Regions from separate parts of the Homo sapiens genome. Here regions 1 and 3 are each linked to region 2. The links are chromatin contacts, found by Hi-C or POLR2A ChIA-PET in ENCODE. All regions are on one chromosome and are shown on one strand. The core of a region is the stretch at or near the end of the contact, and the rest is flanking DNA. Distances in the headings are between cores, read along the strand shown.

What was found. Hi-C counts contacts between places; a loop is a spot of excess contacts on that map. ChIA-PET counts read pairs that join two places held with the same protein, here RNA polymerase II (POLR2A). Pooled maps may share reads with other maps.
Region 1: a loop to region 2 is called in a map of B cell, with 6 times the contacts of the local background. The contact joins the promoter of ANAPC5 here to the enhancer-like site in region 2. A Hi-C loop is called at or near these places in 9 of 168 maps with a recorded cell type or tissue (B cell, G401, GM12878 and 6 more), 23 of 37 single-sample maps with no recorded cell type and 13 of 50 pooled maps. POLR2A ChIA-PET finds 5 or more read pairs at or near these places in 30 of 52 experiments (A549, AG04449, CD4-positive, alpha-beta T cell and 23 more).
Region 3: a loop to region 2 is called in a pooled map, with 3 times the contacts of the local background. The contact joins two enhancer-like sites. A Hi-C loop is called at or near these places in 1 of 50 pooled maps. POLR2A ChIA-PET finds 5 or more read pairs at or near these places in 2 of 52 experiments (H1 and activated CD8-positive, alpha-beta T cell).

The regions. Positions count from the first base shown.
Region 1 is chr12:121,350,452-121,354,876 of GRCh38, reverse strand. ANAPC5 (anaphase promoting complex subunit 5) reads left to right here and starts at 2,466. Exons shown (of 17, transcript NM_016237.5): 1 at 2,466-2,743. The coding sequence starts at 2,537. RefSeq lists enhancers at 690-1,363, 1,364-2,039, 2,464-2,723, 2,716-3,391.
Region 2 is chr12:121,423,723-121,427,561 of GRCh38, reverse strand. RNF34 (ring finger protein 34) reads right to left here. Exons shown (of 6, transcript NM_025126.4): 6 at 3,214-3,839. It also overlaps a transcript of KDM2B not described here. Among named protein-coding and RNA genes, the nearest start is that of MIR7107, 19 kb to the left of the region's middle. RefSeq lists an enhancer at 1,973-2,052. Within about 2 kb of position 2,186, at least 8 of the 41 ENCODE cell types and tissues checked have a DNase peak (open chromatin) inside an H3K27ac peak, as active enhancers do; they include B cell, GM12878 and OCI-LY7, where a contact is called at or near this core.
Region 3 is chr12:121,549,503-121,553,536 of GRCh38, reverse strand. KDM2B (lysine demethylase 2B) reads left to right here. Exons shown (of 23, transcript NM_032590.5): 5 at 3,899-4,034. Among named protein-coding and RNA genes, the nearest start is that of KDM2B-DT, 29 kb to the left of the region's middle. RefSeq lists an enhancer at 3,928-4,034. Within about 2 kb of position 1,661, at least 2 of the 41 ENCODE cell types and tissues checked have a DNase peak (open chromatin) inside an H3K27ac peak, as active enhancers do.

The DNA.
Region 1 (4,425 bases), core at 1,217-3,716, 73 kb after region 2:
CTACTCAGGATTTTAAGGTTGAATACTAGTTTATTCCACACAGACCCTTTGTCAAACCTTATTTATGGTATACACATATGCAAAAATATCCTAAAGAGCTGGGAGATTGTAAGTATGCTTTTTCATTAATAGAGTGAGGCATAAAAATAAACCGAGGCAAAGAAAGAGGTTAAGTGAGTATTAAATTCCTGGCAAAAGCCAGCTTCTCCTTTCACAAATAAAAGATAGTTATATAATAATTATGTATGGTAACTAAAACATACAGAGTTCTCAAGATAGGAAAGCTTGTATTACAAGATATCAATGTCTTCTTTTTTGATAGCATCATTTAGCTTATACATATCTGCCTTCTTTTTTGTTTTTGTGAACTAATAATGCATATTCATTCATTATTCATTAAACAAATAGCGATTGAGAAAACAAAAACCAGGCATGAGGCTGCATGCAGTGGCCCATGCCTTTAATCGTAGCAATTTGGGAGGCTGAGGCAGGAGGATCACTTGAGTCCAGGAGTTCGAGACCAGCCTGGACAACATCGCAAGACCTCGTGTCTACAAAAAATAAAAAAATTAGCCATGCATCCAGGCACAGTGGCTCAGGCCTGTAATCCCAGCACTTTTGGAGGCGGAGATGGGCGGGTCACCTGAGGTCAGGAGTTCAACCAGTTCAAGACCAGCCGGGCCAACATGGTGAAACCCCATCTCTACAAACAATACAAAAATTAGCCGGGCGTGGTGGTGCGTGCCTGTAGTTCCAGCTACTCGGGAGGCTGAGGCAGGAGAATTGCTTGAACCCGGGAGGTAGAGATTGTAGTGAGCCGAAATCGAGCGACTGTACTCCAGACTGGGCGACAGAGCAAGACTCCGTATCGGGAAAAAAAAAAAAAAAAAATTAGCCATGCATGGTGGCACAAGCCTGTAGTCTCAACTACTCGTGAGGCTGAGGTGGGAGGATTGCTTGAGCCTGGCATTCCTGAGGGCGAGGGGGTCTCCTGCCCTGCTCATGTCTAATTACCTACTTTAACTGGAGGCTGAGGTTGCAGTGAGCCGTGAGCGTGCCACTGCAGTCCAGCCTCGGTAGCAGAATGAGAGAGAGAGAAAGTATAATTTAAACAAACATAAAAATGGGCACAAGGCAGGCCGGGCGCGGTGGCTCACGCCTGTAATCCCAGCACTTTGGGAGGCCGAGGCGGGAGGATCACGAGGTCAGGAGATTGAGACCATCCTGGCTAACACGGTGACACCCCGTCTCTACTAAAAATACAAAAAATTAGCCGGGCGTGGTGGCCGATGCCTGTAGTCCCAGCTACTCGGTAGGCTGAAGCAGGAGAATGGCGTGAACCAGGGAGGTAGAGCTTGCAGTGAGCAGAGATCGCGCCACTGCACTCCAGCCTGGGCGACAGAGGAGACTCCGTCTCAAAACAAAACAAAACAAAACAAAAGGCACAAGGCACAGTGTGTGCATGTGGATAGCCAAAGTTGAATGGTATGTGGTTTTTCTTTCAAGGGACATAAAGACTAATAGGGATACCAGATCATTAATAATAATTCAGGGTATAGAGAACTAAGTGTCTTGGGAGAGGTACAGATGAACGGAAGGGGAATTGTGAAAAATCAGGTTCAAAATGTTGGCTGGGGATTGCTTTTGGAGGGCTTTGAAATGCAGAGTATAGATTTTGTAGTTTATTAGGTAGGAAACTGACTCAGCACATGGAGGTGATGTTGCTAATGTTCTATTTCACGTAAGGATACACGACCACTGGCAACCTGATCTGGCTGTCTGCAAATGGCATTTGTGAAACGCTGAAGAAAAATCTCATGTTCCTATCTTTAAAAAGACAGAGTTAAACTCCTAAACATTTGAGTTTAAAAGTAACATAATAAATACATACTTTAAGGGTGCAAATTTAATTTCGGTACTTTTAAACACAATCATTTAAACATTCTATTTGAACTATTTTCAAATTACATGAACAAGCCAGGCGCGCTGCCTGTAGTCCCAGCTTCTCGGGAAGGCGGGAGGATCGCTCGAGCCCAGGATTTGGGAGGGTGCAGTGCTCTTTGAGGGCGTCTACGAATAACCACTGCCCTCCAGTCTTGGTAACATAGCGAGATATCGTCTCAAACAACAACAACGACAACCACCACCACCACCACCAACAACAACAACCAACAACAAAAAAACCACTTTGGGAGCTCCTCAGTCCCTTCAGCCCCGACCCCAAGCATCGACTTCCCCTCCCATCCGGTCCCTGTCCACGTAGCCTGGGAACCTGCTCCCACTCGGCAAAAGTTTCTGTAGGGAGTCAGTCTTTTGGTGCACCCCTCCCCGCACTCTTGTACATTCTGACTGGCTGTCGCTCTCCCATGTGCTCTGACAGACTGCTCTGATTGGTTAACAAATGCCGCGAGCACGCGGATGTCTGTTTCCTGGGATATTGTGAGGGCGGGCGGAGATGTAGACCCGGTAGTGTTGTGCCTTGTGGTGACAACTGGCGGCAGCGCGCCGCGGGCCCGAGACTTAGTCTCGGGCCGCCATGGCCAGCGTCCACGAGAGCCTCTACTTCAATCCCATGATGACCAATGGGGTTGTGCACGCCAATGTGTTCGGCATCAAGGACTGGGTGACGCCGTACAAGATCGCGGTGCTGGTGCTGCTGAACGAGATGAGCCGCACAGGCGAGGGCGCCGTCAGCCTCATGGAGCGGCGGAGGCTCAACCAGCTGCTCCTGCCCCTGCTGCAGGTGAGAGGCGCCCGCTGGCTCCTGCTCGTGCAGCAAACTTTTACTGAGCATCTGCTCTGTGCGGAACCCTGGGCTTGGGGACACTCGTGTCCATCAGATACTCTCCCTGCCTGGAGGAACGTGAAGAAATAAAGATAGCTACTACCGGTAGCTAACACGTACTGAGCGTTTACGGTGGGCCAGGCGCTTTACATGCATTTTTTTTTTTTGCAAGTTCATGTCTGGCTCCAGTATTTATTAGCTGAGAGTTAGAGTCTCAGATCCTGTATCTTCTTTAAAATGGGGCTATACAATAGAGCGTTGGAGACACAGGGATAAGTCATACAGGCTCCCTATCCTAGAGGACCGTAATAAACAGTAAAAATGCCATAAAACCGGGCCGGGCGCAGTGGCTCACGCCTATAATCTCCGCACTTTGGGAGGGTAAGGCGGGTGGATCACGAGGTCAGGAGTTCGAGACCAGCCTGACCAACGTAGTGAAACCCCGTCTCTACTAAAAACACAAAAAATTAGCTGGACGTGGTGGCGGGCACCTGTAATTTCAGCTACTCGGGAGGCTGAGGCAGGAGAATCGCTAGAACCTGGGAAGCGGAGGTTGCAGTGAGCCGAGATCGCGCCACTGCACTCCAGCTTGGGCGACAGTGCAAGACTCCGTTTCAAAAAAAAAAAAGGCATAAAGCCAAGGACGAGCACTGATTGAATACTTAACTGTGTGCTAAGCACTTTACTTAAAATTTGTTTTAAATTATTATTATTTTTTTGAGACAGGGTCTCGCTTTGTCGCCCAGGCTGGAGTGCAGTAGTGTGATCGCGGCTCACTGCAGCCTCGACCTCTCAGGCTCAGGTGATCCTCCCACCTCAGCCTCCCAAGTAGCTGGGAGTACAGGCGCGGGTCACTACGCCCAGCTAATTTTTTTGCATTTTTTGTAGAGACGGGATTTTGCCATGTTACCCAGGCTGGCCGGGAACTCCTGGACTCAAGCAATCCTCCCGTCTGGTCTCCCAGAGTATTGGGATTACAGGAGTGAGCCACTGCGCCCGGCCGTCATGTGTTATTTCATTTTGCAGACACAGGTTTAGCTCAGATAATTAAGTTCCTTAATTCATTTGGGTCTCAGTTTTCTCTCTGTAAAATGGGAACAATAGTAGAAACTGTTACTAGCATGTAGTAAATGCTCAATATTACTAGAATTTTCATTTTAGTGTGTTCACATATGGCATATACCTTCCCCTATATCAGTTGTGGTTTTTCCATTTATATTCATGGTTACGTGAGTGATGGCCTTCTCTCCCATTAGACGGTAACCTCCACCAGCTCAGTACTTAGTCCTGTTTTTGTTTACTGGTACATCCCCAAAGCCTCCTAGAATGCCTGAGTAGTTTTTTGTAAAATGAATGAAATGCGATAGAGGTGGATGAGTGCACTCATGGAGAGGATTTTTTTTTTTTTTTTGAGACGGAGTCTCGCTCCGTCGCTCAGGCCAGAGTGCAGTGGCACGATCACGGCTCACTGCAGGCTCCGCCTCCCGGGTTCACGCCATTCTCCTGCCTCAGCCTCCGGAGTAGCTGGGACTATAGGCTCCCGCCACCACGCCCGGCTAATTTTTTGTATTTTTAGTAGAGACGGGGTTTCACCGTGTTAGCCGGGATGGTCTCGATCTCCAGACCTCGTGATCTGTCCG
Region 2 (3,839 bases), core at 937-3,436:
CCTATTTTATTTTATTTATTTTGAGACAGAGTCTCGCTCTTGTCCAGGCTGGAGTGCAGTGGTATGATCTCAGCTCACTGCAACCTCTGCCTCCCAGGTTCAAGCAATTCTCCTGCCTCAGCCTCCCCAGTAGTTGGGACTACAGGTGCCTGCCACCATGCCCAGTTAACTTTTGTATTTTTAGTAGAGATAGGGTTTCACCCACCATGTTGGCCAGGCTGGTCTCGAACTCCTGACCTCAGGTGATCTGCTGGTCTCAGCCTCCTAAAGTGCTGGGATTACAGGGATGAGCCACCGTCCCCAGCCTCTTTTATTTTTAAAATGAGCCAAAGATGAGGCCAGCCGAGGCTAAATGCTACAAGCAACTACTCTGAGCCTACACGCCATGTCTGATGAAGTAATGAAAGGACCATAAACCCAAGGGAATGTTTGCTGTGTCAAATCACAGCTTAGTAACCTAGAAAAGAGGCTCTGTCCCTTCCTCTAGGGAATCTGATGTTTACAAAGGAAGACACCATGGCACCTCAAATGACATCCTTTCATATTGTGAAGATGGGATAAAGAGACTTCACTGTATTCCACTGCAGACTTATCCATATGACATGACCTATTTAAAAAATTTACTTAAAGCAGCATGGGGCTGGGTGCAGTGGCTCATACCTGTAACCCCAGCACTTTGAGAGGCCGAGGCGGGCGAATCACCCGAGGTCAGGAGTTTGAGACCAGCCTGGCCAACATGGTAAAACCCTGTCTCTATTAAAAATACAAAATTAGCTGGGAGTGTAGTATGCACCTGTGATCCCAGCTACTCAGGAGGAAAAGGCAGAAGAATCACTTGAACCTGGGAAGCGGAGGTTGCGATAAGCCAAGATTGCACCATTGAACTTCAGCCTGGGCAACAGAGCAAGACTCTGTCTAAAAAAAAAAAAAAAAAAAAAAAATTGTTTAAAATTATCCAGGCATGGTGGTATGCATTATATGCCAGCTCCTGGGGAGGCTGAGGCGGGAGGGCTGCTTGAGCCCAGAAGTTAAGACTGTAGTGAGCTATGATCATGCCACTGTACTCTGCCTGGGTGGGCAACAGCAAGACTCTGTCTTTAAAAAAAAAAGGGGGGGGAGGGGGTAGAAAGGCATGCCAGTTTAAAAATTCAAATTCCAGGGGGAAATGCTTGCCCTCTGCCAAACAAGCCAATTTCCAAGTATCAAGCCTGTTACACTAAACATTTCTGTTGTCTGACATTTCTATTATCTGGCTAATAAACCAGGGTTACTTCAAACTACTATCTAAAAAATCCACCAAGCATTTTGTACTCTTTCTATAAAGAAGCCACTAAAACTTAATACACAAATCTAAGAGTAAACATTAAACTGCTTTAAACTAAGACTGTATAAATCTGAATTTTTGAATTTAAGTTTAGACAAAACCAGCACCTACTGCTTAGCTTCTATGGCCTGGATTTAAAGACTTGCCACCACCAAGTTACCAATTTGGAGGAAATGTTAAGATTTCCAGAGTCTCATCAAAAGATTACTTTGGGAGGAAGAGGCGGGTGGATCATGAGGTCAGGAGATTGAGACTATCCTGGCTAACACAGTGAAACCCCGTCTCTACTAAATATACAGAAAAATTAGCCGGGCGTGGTGGCGGGTGCCTGTAGTCCCAGCTACTTGGGAGGCTGAGGCAGGAGAATGGCATGAACCCAGGAGGTGGAATTTGCAGTGAGCTGAGATCACGCCACTGCACTCCGGCCTGGGCAACAGAGCGAGACTCTGTCTCAAAAAAAAAAAAAAAGTTTAGACAAAAAGCACAAGTGCCCACAAAACTCTGGCAACTTATGCTGCTTCTAAAGGGAAACCATGACCTGCTCAAGCCAGTTACTACCAATTGTGGTTGCAGACAAACAAGTGGGAGGCCTTGATTTACATGCTTTGATCTTCAAAAGCAGAAAATTTTTTTCTTTACTATTAGCCACACAAACTTTCTGCCCAAAGCACAGGGGCATCTGCCTCCTGGTGTTCACAGGTATTTTCAGCTCTGTTGATGGACTAATAAATTCTGAGCACCCAAGGCCATATGTGTTACTCACTGCACAGTCAGGAGATAACAGACTCTGAGAAGTGGCCACTCCCAGCTGCACTGAAATGACAGTTGGTCTCAACTCAACCATCCTGAGTCAAGTCAAGTTGGACCTAAAAGAGATTTCACAACATTTTTGCATAATAGCTCAAGTTCCTCTTTTTTTTTTTTTTTTTTTGAGACGGAGTTTCGCTCGTCGCCCAGCCTGGAGTGCAATGGCACGATCTTGGCTCACTGCAACCTCCGCCTTCCAGTTTCAGGCGATTCTCCTGCCTCAGCCTCCTGAGTAGTTGGGATTACAGGGACCCGCCACCATGCCCAGCTAATTTTCGTATTTTTAGTTGAGACAGTTTCACCATGTTGACCAGGCTGGTCTCGAACTCTTGACCTCATGATCCACCCGCCTCAGCCTCCCAAAGTGCTAGGATTACAGGCATGAGCCACCACACCTGGCCCAAGTTTCTCATTTCTTATGTGGTACTGGAAGGGTTAAGAGCAACTCTGGCATCAGAGCTAGGTTCAAATTCTGCATAGCCACTTTTTAACCATGAGGTTTTAGACAAGTCTAACTTCTCAGAGGTTAGAGAAGCAAAGCAATGTTTATTTCAGAAAGTTGCTTTGAGGACTGCAGAGGCAACTACAGCACCTAGCGCAATACCTGGACACAAGAAACAGCACATCAGCAGTTAACCTTACTGATAAGCAAGCAGGAAATGTAAGCACTGTTGCTCATGTGGCATTGTTTTTTTCTTTTTTTTCTTTTTTTTTTTTTTTGAGACAAGGTCTGGCTCTGTTACCCAAGTTGGATTTCAGTGGTGTGATCTTGGCTCACTGTAACCTCCACACCCAAGGCTCAAGCCATCCTCCTACCTCAGCCTCCTGAGTAGCTGGGACTACCACGCCTGGCTAATTTTTTCCAAAGACAGGGTTTCGCCATGTTGTCCAAGCTAGTCTTGAACTTGTGAGCTCAAGCATTCCTCCAGCCTCAACCTCACAAGGTCCTAGGATTACAGGCGTGAGCCACCGCACCCGGCCCCCATGTGACATCTTTGAAGGTGCTCCCACCATCTCTTCTGAAGAGGGGTGCTAGGCCAGGTCACTTGATTTAGGAACTGACCAAGACAATGTAAACAAAAGCTTTTAAAACTAATTTTATTCCTAAAGTTAAAATCAGCTAGCGGGTAGCACTGAAAATACACCTTCACTATACAAAACAATGTAAACTGATTACACATTAATAAGGAATTTAGCACACACACTTCTAATAAAAGAAGCTAGATGCAGCCCTTGCTATAAAAAGCTATACCTGAACAAAAATGGACATGTGGAGTCTAAGGCCCTGGCAGTCGACTAGAGAATGTCAGTTGTTCCCAATTATGTTTAAATGCAGAAACAGCAACAATGTGGAAACTTACATTCATCAAATGTTAGCATTTAAAATATACATGACTAATAAAGTGAACATTCAGAGGAGCCACTGCTCAGCATGTTCCATGTCGGCCACTTGTGGACACTGATCTCATCCAAAGAGGACAGAAGTTTCAAACATCTGAGCAGTTTAAGTTAAAAATAGGATGAAGGGGAAATAAGAGAACAGGATAAGTGTCCTCCCAAGACAGCAGTGGCTGATGCCCACATGGCGCAAACAGGCTGACTTCAATGAGTGTTCACGGGATGTGTGATAAAGCCCAGCTGAGCCCGGGAAGCTCACGTGTCCACAGGCAGACAGGCTCACGGCATGGACCAATGTTTCCACAACTCA
Region 3 (4,034 bases), core at 412-2,911, 130 kb before region 2:
CCAGAGAAGCCAAGAGCCCGAGGCACAGGCTGGAGGCTCCGCTGGGAACCGAACCCTCTAAATTTTAACAGTGTGTGGGTAGGGGTAGCTGAGCTTGGCCTTCAGTGCTGACTTGCAGGACTCTGGGTTCGTGATTTTAGTGCTCTTTATCCTATTTGCTACCTGCCCAGCAGACTCCTTTGCACAGGGAGCTTTGCAGACATGACCTTGAGCAAGATTAGGGAGGAGAAGTGGGTGGAGGTGGGAGGCTGGCCAGAGAGCGAGAGTGGGGAGGGTACCGGGGTTCTTTCTTTCTTTTTTTTTTTTGAGACAGAGTCTTGCTCTGTCGCCCAGGCTGTAGTGCAGTGGCGCGATCTCGGCTCGCTGCAACCCCGCCTCCCGGGTTCACGCCATTCTCCTGACTCAGCCTCCCAAGTAGCTGGGACTACAGGCGCCCGCCACCACACCCGGCGGATTTTTTGTATTTTTAGTATTCTCGGGGTTTCACCGTGTTAGCCAAGATGGTCTCAATCTCCTGACCTCATGATCTGCCCGCCTCAGCCTCCCAAAGTGCTGGGATTACAGGCGTGAGCCACCGTGCCCGGCTGGTACTGGGGTTCTGACAGCAGGGTTTCTGCCAGGTGGGCCTCCTGGAAAATCTGAGTGGCGCCCACGTATTCCAGGCACCTGGGTAAGGAAGGAGCTAGCCTTGCCAAGATCAAGGCCAGAATATCCAGCGAAGAACGGGGATGCCCCCTGGTGGATCTGCACTCCAGACGCCAAAACAAAAGCTGCTTTCCCCTGGATCCACTGCTTCCTAGGGTCCATGGGGAGGGACCTGGCCACTGCTGTGGTCTGGAATCTTTTTTTTTTTTTTTTTTAATTAAGACAGAGTCTCACCATGTCACCCAGGCTAGAGTGCAATGGCACGACCTCAGCTCACTGCAACCTCCACCTCCTGGGTTCAAGCAATTCTCCTACCTCAGCCTCCCAAGTAGCTGGGATTACAGACGTGTGCCACCATACTTGGCTAATTTTTGTATTTTTAGTAGAGATAGGGTTTTGCCATGTTGGCCAGGCTGGTCTTGAACTCCTGACCTCAGGTGATCCACCCATCTCGGCCTCCAAAAGTGCTGGGATTACAGGCATGAGCCACTGCACTTGGCCAGGTCTGGGGTCATGTTTCAACCTTAGCATACGATCAAGATTCAGTATTCGGGGGATGGGAGAGGAACCTGGGCTTAGGCATTAGAATGAATTGGATTCAAATACCACTCTGCCACTCACGAATTGGGCATTCCTGGGCGAGTTAGTTGTCCAAGTCTCAGCTTCTCCTCCATTAAATGGGTGTAATTGAAGTTCTGCTTCACAGAGCTGTGACCACGATGAACCTAACACAAGATAATATATGTAGAGAACCCGCCTGTGCTGACACACATAGTAAATGGTAATGGTTGTAATTGGTAGTAAGAGTCTACTCTGGGGAGCTTGAGCCAGTTGCTGTGTCTCTGGGCCTTGGTCTCCCCATTTGTAAAACAGACTGTCTCACCTTGCTTTTCCAGGTTGCTGTGAAATTTAGATCTTGAACCCAAAAGATAGAAATACCCAAGTTCTCTTACATACTTAAGGTGTTACTTTCTTTTTTTGTTTCCTTTTTGTGGAGAATGTGGTCTCCCAGCCTGGGCAACTTAATGAAACCCTGTCATGCTGGGCGCGGTGGCTCACACCTGTAATCCCAGCACTTTGGGAGGCTGAGGCGGGCGGATCACTTGAGGTCAGGAGTTCAAGACCAGCCTGGCCAATATGGCGAAACTCCATCTCTACTAAAAATACGAAAAAGAGCCGGGTGCGGTGGTGCACGCCCTTAATTCCAGCTGCTCGGGAGGCTGAGGCAGGAGAATCACTTGAACCCCGCAGGTGGAGGTTGCAGTAAGCTGAGATTGTGCCACTATACTCCAACCTGGGCGACAGAGCGAGACTTTGTCTCAAAAACCAACCAACCAAACAAAGAAAACCAAAACCCTGTCTCTACAAAAAATAAAAACCTGGTTGGATGTGGTGGTGCCGCCCTGTAGTCCCAGCTATTCAGGAGGCTGAGGCTGGAGGATCCCTCGAGCCAGGGAGGTTGAGGCTGCAGTGAGCCACGATCGTGCCATTGCTCTCCAGCCTGGGTGACAGAGCGAGACCCTGTCTCAAAAAAAAAAAAAAAAAAAGAATGGAATCTTGCTGTGTTCCCCAGGCTGGTCTCAAACTCCCAGGCTCAAGCACCATCCTCCCACCTCTGCTTTTCTAAGTGCTGGGATTACACAGAGTTACTTTTATTTTTCAGTTCCGACCACATGAAAGGCTATGTTTATTTATTCAACAAATATTGACCACGGGCCTGTTAGAGGGCAGGTTCAGTGAACGGGATGAGACTATTACCCATATCAACATCTAAGTTCCATGAGAGTTCTGTCTAGTTCAAGGGCCAGCAAACTTTCTCTGTTAAGTGCCAGAGAGTAAATACTTACGGGTTTTCAGGCCATTTGGTCTGTTGCAACTACTTAGCTCTGCCATTGTCGCACGGAGCCAGCCCTATACAATATGTGAACCGATGACCGTGGCTGTGCCCCAGGAAAGCTTTGTAAATGGACCTGAGAATTTGGGTTTCATATAGTTTTCATATCACAAAATAGTATTCTTCTTTTGATTTTTCCCCCTCCGTTAACAAAAATGGAAAACCCCTCAAAACGTATGGCTATTGTAGGGAAAAAAAAATCTAGGCCAGTTGCGGTGGCTCATGCCTGTAATCCCAGTACTTTGGGAGGCTGAGGTGGGTGGATCCCTTGAGGTCAGGAGTTCAAGACCAGCCTGACCAACATGGCGAAACCCCATCTCTACTAAAAATATAAAACTTAGCAAGGTGTGGTAGCACATGCCTGTAATCCCAGCTATTCAGGAGGCTGAGGCATGAGAATTGCTTGAACCCAGGAAGTGGAGGTTGCAGTGAGCCGAGATTGTGCCACTGCATGATCTCAGTCTGGGCAACAGAGTAAAAAGGAAAGTTAAAAAATTCTTAACTTCTGGGTCACACAATGATAGGCCGTAGGCTGGATTTGGCCCTTGGGCTGTCATCATATGGTGGCCTTTGGCTGGTTTAACCTGTAACCTGTTGAGGTGGCTGTGAAGAAAGGTGGTCACTGGCTTCTTGGGATTTTCTTGTTTATATGTTTATTTCCTTTTCTTTCTTTCTTTTTTTTTTTTTTGAGACAAAGTCTTGCTCTGTTGCCCAGGCTGGAGTGAGGTGGCGCCATCTCAGCTCACTGCAACCTCTGCCTTCCGGGTTCAAGCTATCCTCTTGCCTCAGTTTCCTGAGTAGCTGGCACTATAGGCGTGAGCCACCACGCCCGGCTATTTTTTGTATTTTTAGTAGAAACGGGGTTTCACTATGTTGGCCAGGCTGGTCTCGAACTCCTGACCTCAGGTAATCCGCCCTCCTCGGCCTCCCAAAGTGCTGGGATTACAGGCATGAGCCATCATGCCTGGCCATCTTTGTATTTTTAGTAGATACAGGGTTTCACCATGTTGGCCAGGCTGGTCTCAAACTCCTGACCTCAGGTGATCCCTCCACCTCGGCCTCCCAAAGTGCTGGGATTACAGCCTTAAGCCACCATGCCCAGCTGCTTGGGCCCCTTTAGGTAGCTTTTGAGGTCATCGCAGACTGGCGTGGAGGCCATGGTGGTGCAGGGAAGCAAGGTGGGTGGGAGACAGATCCCAGAAGGAAAGCCGATGGGGTGAGGTAATTGAACAGATGAGGAAGAGGGGTGAGGACTGTGGGGAAACGTGGAGGAGCAGCTTTTGTTTAGTGAGGGGCTCCCATGTAGGATCTGGAGCCTTAAGCCGGCAGGAACAACCAGTGTGTGGCTTCTGCCTCCAGGGAGCCGGCGGCTTGTGGACGTGATGGATGTGAACACCCAGAAGGGCACGGAGATGAGCATGTCCCAGTTTGTGCGTTACTACGAGACGCCCGAGGCCCAGCGGGACAAGCTGTACAACGTCATCAGCCTAGAGTT